Regions from separate parts of the Homo sapiens genome. Here region 2 is linked to region 1. Evidence: chromatin contacts called from ENCODE Hi-C or POLR2A ChIA-PET data. All regions are on one chromosome and are shown on one strand. Each heading gives the region's core, a stretch centred on a gene start or an enhancer-like site at or near the end of the contact. The rest is flanking DNA. Distances are from core to core; before and after follow the strand shown. Region 1 holds the start of SAMD1 (sterile alpha motif domain containing 1). Region 2 holds the start of MRI1 (methylthioribose-1-phosphate isomerase 1).

Region 1 (4,402 bases), core at 1,028-3,527:
AGAGGGCCCCAGAGTTCCTTGCATCTAATTTCACCCCCACCCCACCCTCCAGGGTTAGGGGGAGCAGGAAGCCCAGATAATCAGAGGGACAGAAACACCAGCTGCTCCCCCTCATCCCCTTCACCCTCCTGCCCCCTCTCCCACTTTTCCCTTCCTCTTTCCCCACAGCCCCCCAGCCCCTCAGCCCTCCCAGCCCACTTCTGCCTGTTTTAAACGAGTTTCTCAACTCCAGTCAGACCAGGTCTTGCTGGTGTATCCAGGGACAGGGTATGGAAAGAGGGGCTCACGCTTAACTCCAGCCCCCACCCACACCCCCATCCCACCCAACCACAGGCCCCACTTGCTAAGGGCAAATGAACGAAGCGCCAACCTTCCTTTCGGAGTAATCCTGCCTGGGAAGGAGAGATTTTTAGTGACATGTTCAGTGGGTTGCTTGCTAGAATTTTTTTAAAAAAACAACAATTTAAAATCTTATTTAAGTTCCACCAGTGCCTCCCTCCCTCCTTCCTCTACTCCCACCCCTCCCATGTCCCCCCATTCCTCAAATCCATTTTAAAGAGAAGCAGACTGACTTTGGAAAGGGAGGCGCTGGGGTTTGAACCTCCCCGCTGCTAATCTCCCCTGGGCCCCTCCCCGGGGAATCCTCTCTGCCAATCCTGCGAGGGTCTAGGCCCCTTTAGGAAGCCTCCGCTCTCTTTTTCCCCAACAGACCTGTCTTCACCCTTGGGCTTTGAAAGCCAGACAAAGCAGCTGCCCCTCTCCCTGCCAAAGAGGAGTCATCCCCCAAAAAGACAGAGGGGGAGCCCCAAGCCCAAGTCTTTCCTCCCAGCAGCGTTTCCCCCCAACTCCTTAATTTTATTCTCCGCTAGATTTTAACGTCCAGCCTTCCCTCAGCTGAGTGGGGAGGGCATCCCTGCAAAAGGGAACAGAAGAGGCCAAGTCCCCCCAAGCCACGGCCCGGGGTTCAAGGCTAGAGCTGCTGGGGAGGGGCTGCCTGTTTTACTCACCCACCAGCTTCCGCCTCCCCCATCCTGGGCGCCCCTCCTCCAGCTTAGCTGTCAGCTGTCCATCACCTCTCCCCCACTTTCTCATTTGTGCTTTTTTCTCTCGTAATAGAAAAGTGGGGAGCCGCTGGGGAGCCACCCCATTCATCCCCGTATTTCCCCCTCTCATAACTTCTCCCCATCCCAGGAGGAGTTCTCAGGCCTGGGGTGGGGCCCCGGGTGGGTGCGGGGGCGATTCAACCTGTGTGCTGCGAAGGACGAGACTTCCTCTTGAACAGTGTGCTGTTGTAAACATATTTGAAAACTATTACCAATAAAGTTTTGTTTAAAAAAAAAGTGTCGCTGGTGTTCTCGACTTCGATCACCCACCCACACACCCCCAGGGGGTTGGAAAGGGAATTTCGGACCCCAGCGTGCAGGCCGATCAGGTCCTGGCTTGAAGTCCTTGTAACCAGGGTTTAGCTGAAATTCCGGCACTCCTTCGGCCCCGCAGGAGAAACGAGCGTCAAACTGCCCTTTGACCCCAGATTCGGGGTCCCCAAATCTGCGGCGCGCCCCCTCGGCGTCCAGCCCGGGACCGAGAGGGCGCTCTAGGGAGGCGCTGGGGCTGGCGCGCCAGGAGGCCGAGCGGCGGCGGGGGCGGCCCTGGCAGGGGGAGTAGAAGGGGGAGAGGGTGCGCGCCCCCCTTCCCGCATCCTCAGCGCCGGGCCAGGCGCGCCTGAGGGACGCGGGGGCGGCGGCAGCAGGAGGGTCCCCGCAGCACCCTGCGAGCGCGGCAGCCCCGGCCCGCGGGCGGCGAGTTCCCGGTAAGTGCGGTCCCGAGAGCGGAGCGCGCTGGAGAGGCGTGGAGAGGGGGGCTGGGCGCCGGGGACGTCTGGGTCCCGCGCCCAATGGCTGGAGGGCGGCCGAGCGCCGCCCGCCCGCCCTGCCCGCCCCCTCTCCACTCCCCCCGGCACTCCCCTCCCCCTCCCCCGCCCGCCGCTTTCCCCCGCCCCCGCCCCGGGCCAACTCCGCGGCGCCTCCTTAAAAAGCGCGCGGGAGTTGTAAGGGGGGGCCGGAGCGAGCCGGAGTGAGCGAGAGCGCAGGGTAAAGGGGGCGGGCGGGGGGCCCGGGCTCCACCTTAAAAGCGGGCGCGTGGGGGTGGGAGGGAGGAAGGCGGGCGGCGGGGAGGAGGGAGGGAGGGAAGGAAGGGGGGCCGGAGTGTCCCGGGCGCAGGGCGCGCGTGCGGCGGCGGCGGCGGCGGGGAGGGGCCGGCCGCGCCGCGCTCCCCTCCTCCCCCTCGCATCCCCGGCCCCGCGCGCGCCCAGCAGAAGCGGGTCTGTGTGTGCGTGCGTGCGAGTGAGTGAGTGTGTGCATATTTTTTTCTCTCTTTTCTTTCTCTCTCACTGTTTTTTCCTCTCTCTCTCTCTCCCTCTCTCTCTCTTTTTTTTTTTTTTTTTTTTGCAAAGAAACAGCAGCGCCGCCGCCGCTCCGCCGAGGCGCTGCGCCCCCCGGGGGGGGAGGCGGAGGAGGCGGGCAGCGGCGGAGGGAGGGGAGCCGGGGAGGGGGGCGCCGCGCTGGGAGGGAGGCAGCGCGCACGGTGCAGCCGGGCCGGGCGGGAGGCATGGCGGGGCCCCCGGCCCTACCCCCGCCGGAGACGGCGGCGGCCGCCACCACGGCGGCCGCCGCCTCGTCGTCCGCCGCTTCCCCGCACTACCAAGAGTGGATCCTGGACACCATCGACTCGCTGCGCTCGCGCAAGGCGCGGCCGGACCTGGAGCGCATCTGCCGGATGGTGCGGCGGCGGCACGGCCCGGAGCCGGAGCGCACGCGCGCCGAGCTCGAGAAACTGATCCAGCAGCGCGCCGTGCTCCGGGTCAGCTACAAGGGGAGCATCTCGTACCGCAACGCGGCGCGCGTCCAGCCGCCCCGGCGCGGAGCCACCCCGCCGGCCCCGCCGGCGCCGCCACAGCAGCAGCAGCCGCCGCCGCCGCAGCCACAGCCGCCGCCGGAGGGGGGCGCGGTGCGGGCCGGCGGCGCGGCGCGGCCCGTGAGCCTGCGGGAAGTCGTGCGCTACCTCGGGGGCAGCGGCGGCGCCGGCGGTCGCCTAACCCGCGGCCGCGTGCAGGGGCTGCTGGAGGAGGAGGCGGCGGCTCGAGGCCGTCTGGAGCGCACCCGTCTCGGAGCGCTTGCGCTGCCCCGCGGGGACAGGCCCGGACGGGCGCCGCCGGCCGCCAGCGCCCGCCCGTCTCGCAGCAAGGTGAGCGCGCCGGGGAGCGGGGGCGCCGCGCGGTGGGCAGGTGCGGGCGAAGTTGGTGGCGGGGGCGCGAGTCCCGGGAGGAACTGGGTGGCGGGTGGCTGGGGCTTTGCGCGCGTTTCCTGCGGGCTCGGTGCGTGGTGACCTTGGCAAGTGATTGAATCTCCCGGAGCCTCAGTTTCCTCCGCTGTAAACGCGGTTTAATAACAGTAGCGACCCCTTGGGGTTGTTGAGCGAGTTTAGTAAGATTTGGTTGTCGAGGGCTTTAGTTAACACAGAGCCTGGCACGGAGTGAATGCGTAAAAGTTAGTCCGTATTGTTCTTAAAGGTGGAATCGGTTCCTCCTCCCCACCGCCCGGACGCCACAGTCAGGGTCTGGGATTAGAACAGCTACTAATTTTGCATGCTTCTCTCCTCGGCTCCAGAGAGGTGGAGAAGAGCGAGTACTTGAGAAAGAAGAGGAAGAAGATGATGATGAAGATGAAGATGAAGAAGATGATGTGTCAGAGGGCTCTGAAGTGCCCGAGAGTGACCGTCCTGCAGGTGCCCAGCACCACCAGCTTAACGGCGAGCGGGGACCTCAGAGTGCCAAGGAGAGGGTCAAGGAGTGGACCCCCTGCGGACCGCACCAGGGCCAGGATGAAGGGCGGGGGCCAGCCCCGGGCAGCGGCACCCGCCAGGTGTTCTCCATGGCAGCCATGAACAAGGAAGGGGGAACAGGTAAGGATCCCTCTGGGTGGGGAAGAGTGCTAGGTGGAGAGGAACTCAGCCCGAAGACAAAGCCAAAGACAGGTGTTTTTTTCCTTCCCAGCTTCTGTTGCCACCGGGCCAGACTCCCCGTCCCCCGTGCCTTTGCCCCCAGGCAAACCAGCCCTACCTGGGGCCGACGGGACCCCCTTTGGCTGTCCGTAAGTTGGGGTATTGGAGACATGGGGGTGCTGCTCAGGTGTGTGGTACAGCCAGAGAGACATCCGTGTTCACTGGTGTCTGTTTGTTTTGATGCAGTCCCGGGCGCAAAGAGAAGCCATCTGATCCCGTCGAGTGGACCGTGATGGATGTCGTCGAATATTTTACTGAGGCTGGATTCCCGGAGCAGGCGACAGCTTTCCAAGAGCAGGTGAGTTTCCAGCCCAGGACTACACACTGACAGACACAGAGGGCC
Region 2 (4,402 bases), core at 928-3,427, 330 kb after region 1:
AGGGATGAAGGTGGGACTCAGGCAGGTAGGGAAATTTCCTGGTGAATTTAGGGTCAAGTGGAATCTGCTGCCTTGGCCCCCTACAGCCCACTCCCCCTGTCTCCTGGTCACAGCTACCTAATCTTTCTCTGCTCACTCCCTTCTCCCCAGTTCCTCCTGGAGTCCACGTCCTGCCCTGGCTCTAGGCATATGGCTCAGGCGGGGCCCATCGAATGACTGCTCTGGGATGGGCAGGTGCCCTAGTGGACCCCCTGAGATACAAGGAGACTTTTCTAGTATAGGAGGCTCTTTTCCTCATGATTTGGACCCTAACAGCCGCCTGCCAGCCCATGGAACCTGAAGATGAAGGAGGGCAGAGCTGAAGCACAGAGATAGATAGGTCCTGATGCTACTGGTTGAGCCCCTTGATCTTGCCATACCTGAAGCCAACTGTATAAGTGTTTCCGTACTAGAACTAGTACCTTCCCATTTTTTTTGTGGATAAAGTGGTTTGGGTTTGGGATTCTTTCTCTTGTATCTAAAAAAGTTCCTAGAAGGCCCTCCCCTACCCCCTGAGGAGGCCCTCTCACCTAGGGCTGTACCATAGCCAGCGGTGGCCAGAGCACCAGTGTTACAGTGGGTCAGCACAGTCACCTTGCCACCGCTGGGGGCCACCCGCTCCAGGAGGTGGCGGGCTCCTAGGTCCCCAATGCTTCGGTTGTCTCTGAGGTCTTTCTCCAGCATGTCCTCGGTGCAGCAGATCACTCTGGGGTGACAAGGAGTTTTCAGCACCAGCCACCAGGACCCGGGGCCCAGGCCAACGCCTCCTCTCTGCCTAACGCTGCTGTCCTGGAGCCCTCCTGCTCAAAGCCTCTCATTGCTGTGGGGCCTGGACCCTTCGGCCAGGGCCACCGAAGTGTCACTCCGTTCATTCATGCAAAGACATGTTTACCAAGCAGTTCCGGTATGACCCAGCAGTAAACAAGACAAAAATCTCTGCTCCTGTGGAGTTGACACTGGGGTGAGTGAGCCAGCTGATGAAGAGATAATAAAATGAAGGAAAAGCCGGCAGAATCAGGCAACAGAGAGCAGCGGGTGAGCTGGATCATATAGAATGGTGGAGGAGGGCGCTATGGATACCTGGCCCGCACCAATGGCACGTGCAAAGGCTGTAAGGCAGGCTCGAGCTTGGTGGGGTAAAGTGACATTGCAGGGAGGGCTGGAGCAGAAAGGAAGTGGGGGGAAAAAGATGGCAGGAAGGGGACCAGGACAGGAAAAAAAGTTCCTCAAAAGCAGAAACCAAGAGAACACGGAGATACTAAAAAGGGCCTCCAAGGGCGGATAAGGGGCTGCGTGTATTCAGGGGAGGCACGATTAAGGAGTTAGGTTTCAGGGCCAGGCTGCCCAGGCTAGACTCTGGGCCCCATCTGTGGGGCCCTGGACAAGGGACTTAAGGTCGCCGTGCCTCAGTCTCCCCATCTGTGGGGCCCTGGACAAGGGACTTAAGGTCGCCGTGCCTCAGTTTCCCCATCTGTATAGTGGGTCACTGTACTTAAAAAGAGTCAATATAATTCCTGCTCAGCGCCGTGCCTGGTACCAGATCCCCGTACCTCTCCCGGACCGCCTCTTCCGTAGCGCCCTCCCGTTCGGCCTCCCGGGCTGCAACATCAGCCAGGTCGCGGGCGGCGCGGGCCATGTTGACAGCGGTGGGCCGGGCGGTGACGAGGAAGCTCAGCTTGTCGCGCACGAAGGCCACGAGCGCGGCGAGTCCCGGTCCCCCGGCGCCCGCCTGCAGCTCCACGGCGAGGCTGAGACAGCCCACCAGGGCTATGGCCGGGGCGCCCCGCACCTGCGGGGCAGGGATTTGGGCGTCGGAAGCTGCAGGCGCGGGCGCACTCCCACCTCCAACCCGGCCGCCCCGCCGCCCCGCCGCCCCGCCGCCCCGCCGCCCCGCCGCCCCGCCGCCCCGCCGCCCCGCCGCCCCGCCGCCCCGCTGCACCTTCATGGCGCGGATGGCCTCCCAGGCCTGGTGCACCGAGCCCACCGCCTCGTAGCGGCTCTGCTTGGGCAGCAGCAGCTGGTCTAGGATCTGCAGGGAGCCCCGCGAGTAGCGGATCGCCTCCAGGGTCATGGTGCAGCAGCCAAGCCCAGCGCAACTCAGAGGGAGCTAGGGGTCCGCGCGCACTTGGGAGCGGGGCGGGGCCGTGGGCGGAGCCTCCCCCGGAAAAAGAGACACGCACATGCGCATCCAACCCGATTCCACGGGTTCCCAGGAGGCGGATTCCACGGGTTCCCAGGAGGCGGATTCCACGGGTTCCCAGGAGGCGGATTCCACGGGTTCCCAGGAGGCGGATTCCACGGGTTCCCAGGAGGCGGATTCCACGGGTTCCCAGGACGCGGATTCCACGGGTTCCCAGGACGCGGATTCCACGTGGCCGAACCCACTCCACGACTCCTGCCAAGCCCGAACGGAGTGAGCCGCCTCCTCGGAACCACAAAAGTGGCAGCATTTATGGGACGCCTAGTGGATACCAGGCCCCGTGTTTAACAACCTGCTGTCTAGAGTTAGGGATGTATCCCCAGTGGCAAGGTAACATCAAGTGTTCAAACCAAAGAATTTGTTAAATGATCTTCCAAGGTTGAGGGGGAGGTAGTGGGGGGTCGTGTGCCCCTTGATGGATGCAAGGCTGTTTCTGGGCCATTTTCTGCTCGGTTTCATTCAAAAGTAACATGCAGGACAGGCGCTGTGGCTCACGCCTGGAATCCCAGCATTTTGGGAGGCCGAGTCGGGCAGATCACTTGAGGTCAGGAGTTCGAGACCAGCCTGGCCAACATGGTGAAACCCAGTCTCTACTAAAAATACAAAAAATTAGCTGGGCGTGGTGGCGCACACCCGTAGTCCCAGCTGCTCGGGAGGCTGAGGCAGAAGAATCACTTGAACCCAGGAGGCAGAGGTTGCAGTGAGCCGAGATCGCGCCACTGCACTCCAGCCTGGGTGACAGAGCAAGACTCGGTCTCAAAAACAAAACAAAAAAACCCCAAAAGTAACATGCACGGGGGGCTTTTCCATGGGCCACCCCTGGGCTGGGTATAATAAAAAGCTCACACCTGTGTGCTCCAGCCCCTGCTGCATCTGGCACACATCCTGGGTACCCCGTGTGCCTTGTCCCTGGCCTTGTGTGTGTGGTTCCTGGCCCCCTTTTCACCCTTCACACTTGGCCCATGCCTCCTCCTCCAGGAAGTCTGTCCTGATTCCTGGCCAACCGGGACCACCACCTTGAGACTCTTGTTACTCTGGAAGGGGACCATGTCTGTGGTCACAGCTATGACCCTATACCAGCATTTGCTGATGAGAGGCCTACCAAGCTTGGTCAAGGTGGGGGGGTGGGGGGGCAGCCCCAGGGTCCATCTAACAACCCAAGACAGGGAAGAAGAGACAGGTCTTTAATGTACGGAGTCTCACAAGGCACAAACACCCTCACCAGGACCAAATAAATAACTCCACGGTTGCAGGAAGGCGCGGTCTGGGGAGGATGCGGCATCTGAGCTCTCCCAGGGCTGGTGGGCGAGCCGGGGGTCTGCAGTCTGTGAGGGGCCTCCTGGGTGTGTCCGGGCCTCTAGAGCGGGTCCAGTCTCCAGGATGGGGATCGCTCACTCACTCTCCGAGTCGGAGTAGTCCGCCACGAGGGAGGAGCCGAGACTGCAGGGGTGCCGCGTGTCGGGGGTGTCAGCTGCCTCCTGGGAGGAGCCTGCTGGCGACAGGGGCTTGTCCTGACGGCTCCCTTCCTGCCCCCTCGGGCTGCTGCACTTGGGGGTCTCAGTTGTTTCCGGAGGACAGTCTCCGGGGGACATGGGCCGGTCCTGGGCAGCCTCCTCTGGTACCCGCGGTTCCCCAGACTTGGGGGTGTCGGCCGCATGCTGGGGGCTCTCCGGGACGTCCCGAGACCTCCGCCGCACGATGCCCAGGTCCCCGACGGTGATGGGGGAGGTGGCAAGCGCGGTTCTGCGGCTCTGTGCCAGCTTCTTCAGGACGCCGCTGACCTTGCTGCTGGAGGCGGATCCGGGGGCAGAGGGGAACCAGGAGCGGCTGATGATCTCGGTCCGCTTGAGTTTCTGCTTGTCCTCGTAGGCTAGAGGAGAGGAGAGGACATTTCAGGGGCGGCAGGGGAGGGGGTCCAGAACTGCCCTCTGGTAGACCAGAGTCCACTCATGGCTGAGGACCCCCCATCTCCAGGCAACTCTGAGCCTCCCTGTCCCCTTTTCCCCCTGGCCTCCTACGCACAGTCCAGGGTGTGGAACTTCAGCAGAGCCGCCAGCTTGCGGTCATCTTCCGTCTCGGGCACCAGCGGGATGGTCAGGCTCGCCTTGGCCTGCAAGGCCTGGTCTCTCTCCTCCTCCTCCTGGATGGCTTTTTTCTTTTCCT

The links. A loop is a pair of places that touch in the nucleus more often than their neighbours do. ChIA-PET counts read pairs that join two places held with the same protein, here RNA polymerase II (POLR2A). Pooled maps may share reads with other maps.
Region 2: a map of ovary shows a loop between it and region 1 (2.1-fold over the local background). The contact joins the promoter of MRI1 here to the promoter of SAMD1 in region 1. A Hi-C loop is called at or near these places in 10 of 168 maps with a recorded cell type or tissue (CD4-positive, alpha-beta T cell, CD4-positive, alpha-beta memory T cell, CD8-positive, alpha-beta T cell and 5 more), 6 of 37 single-sample maps with no recorded cell type and 16 of 50 pooled maps. POLR2A ChIA-PET finds 5 or more read pairs at or near these places in 5 of 52 experiments (CD4-positive, alpha-beta memory T cell, CD8-positive, alpha-beta memory T cell, H1 and 2 more).

What each region holds. Positions count from the first base shown.
Region 1 is chr19:14,088,626-14,093,027 of GRCh38, reverse strand. SAMD1 (sterile alpha motif domain containing 1) reads left to right here and starts at 2,277. Exons shown (of 5, transcript NM_138352.3): 1 at 2,277-3,243; 2 at 3,666-3,960; 3 at 4,052-4,148; 4 at 4,246-4,357. The coding sequence starts at 2,608. It overlaps PRKACA (protein kinase cAMP-activated catalytic subunit alpha), which reads left to right. Exons shown (of 10, transcript NM_002730.4): 10 at 1-1,340. RefSeq lists silencers at 1,542-1,871, 1,922-1,971, 2,112-2,331, 2,662-2,921, 3,222-3,271 and an enhancer at 3,916-4,402.
Region 2 is chr19:13,762,297-13,766,698 of GRCh38, reverse strand. MRI1 (methylthioribose-1-phosphate isomerase 1) reads right to left here and starts at 2,177. Exons shown (of 6, transcript NM_001031727.4): 1 at 1,979-2,177; 2 at 1,590-1,828; 3 at 570-745. The coding sequence starts at 2,110. YJU2B (YJU2 splicing factor homolog B) reads right to left here. Exons shown (of 10, transcript NM_030818.4): 9 at 4,262-4,400; 10 at 3,410-4,109. The coding sequence ends at 3,631. RefSeq lists enhancers at 351-980, 3,450-3,966 and a silencer at 1,758-1,807.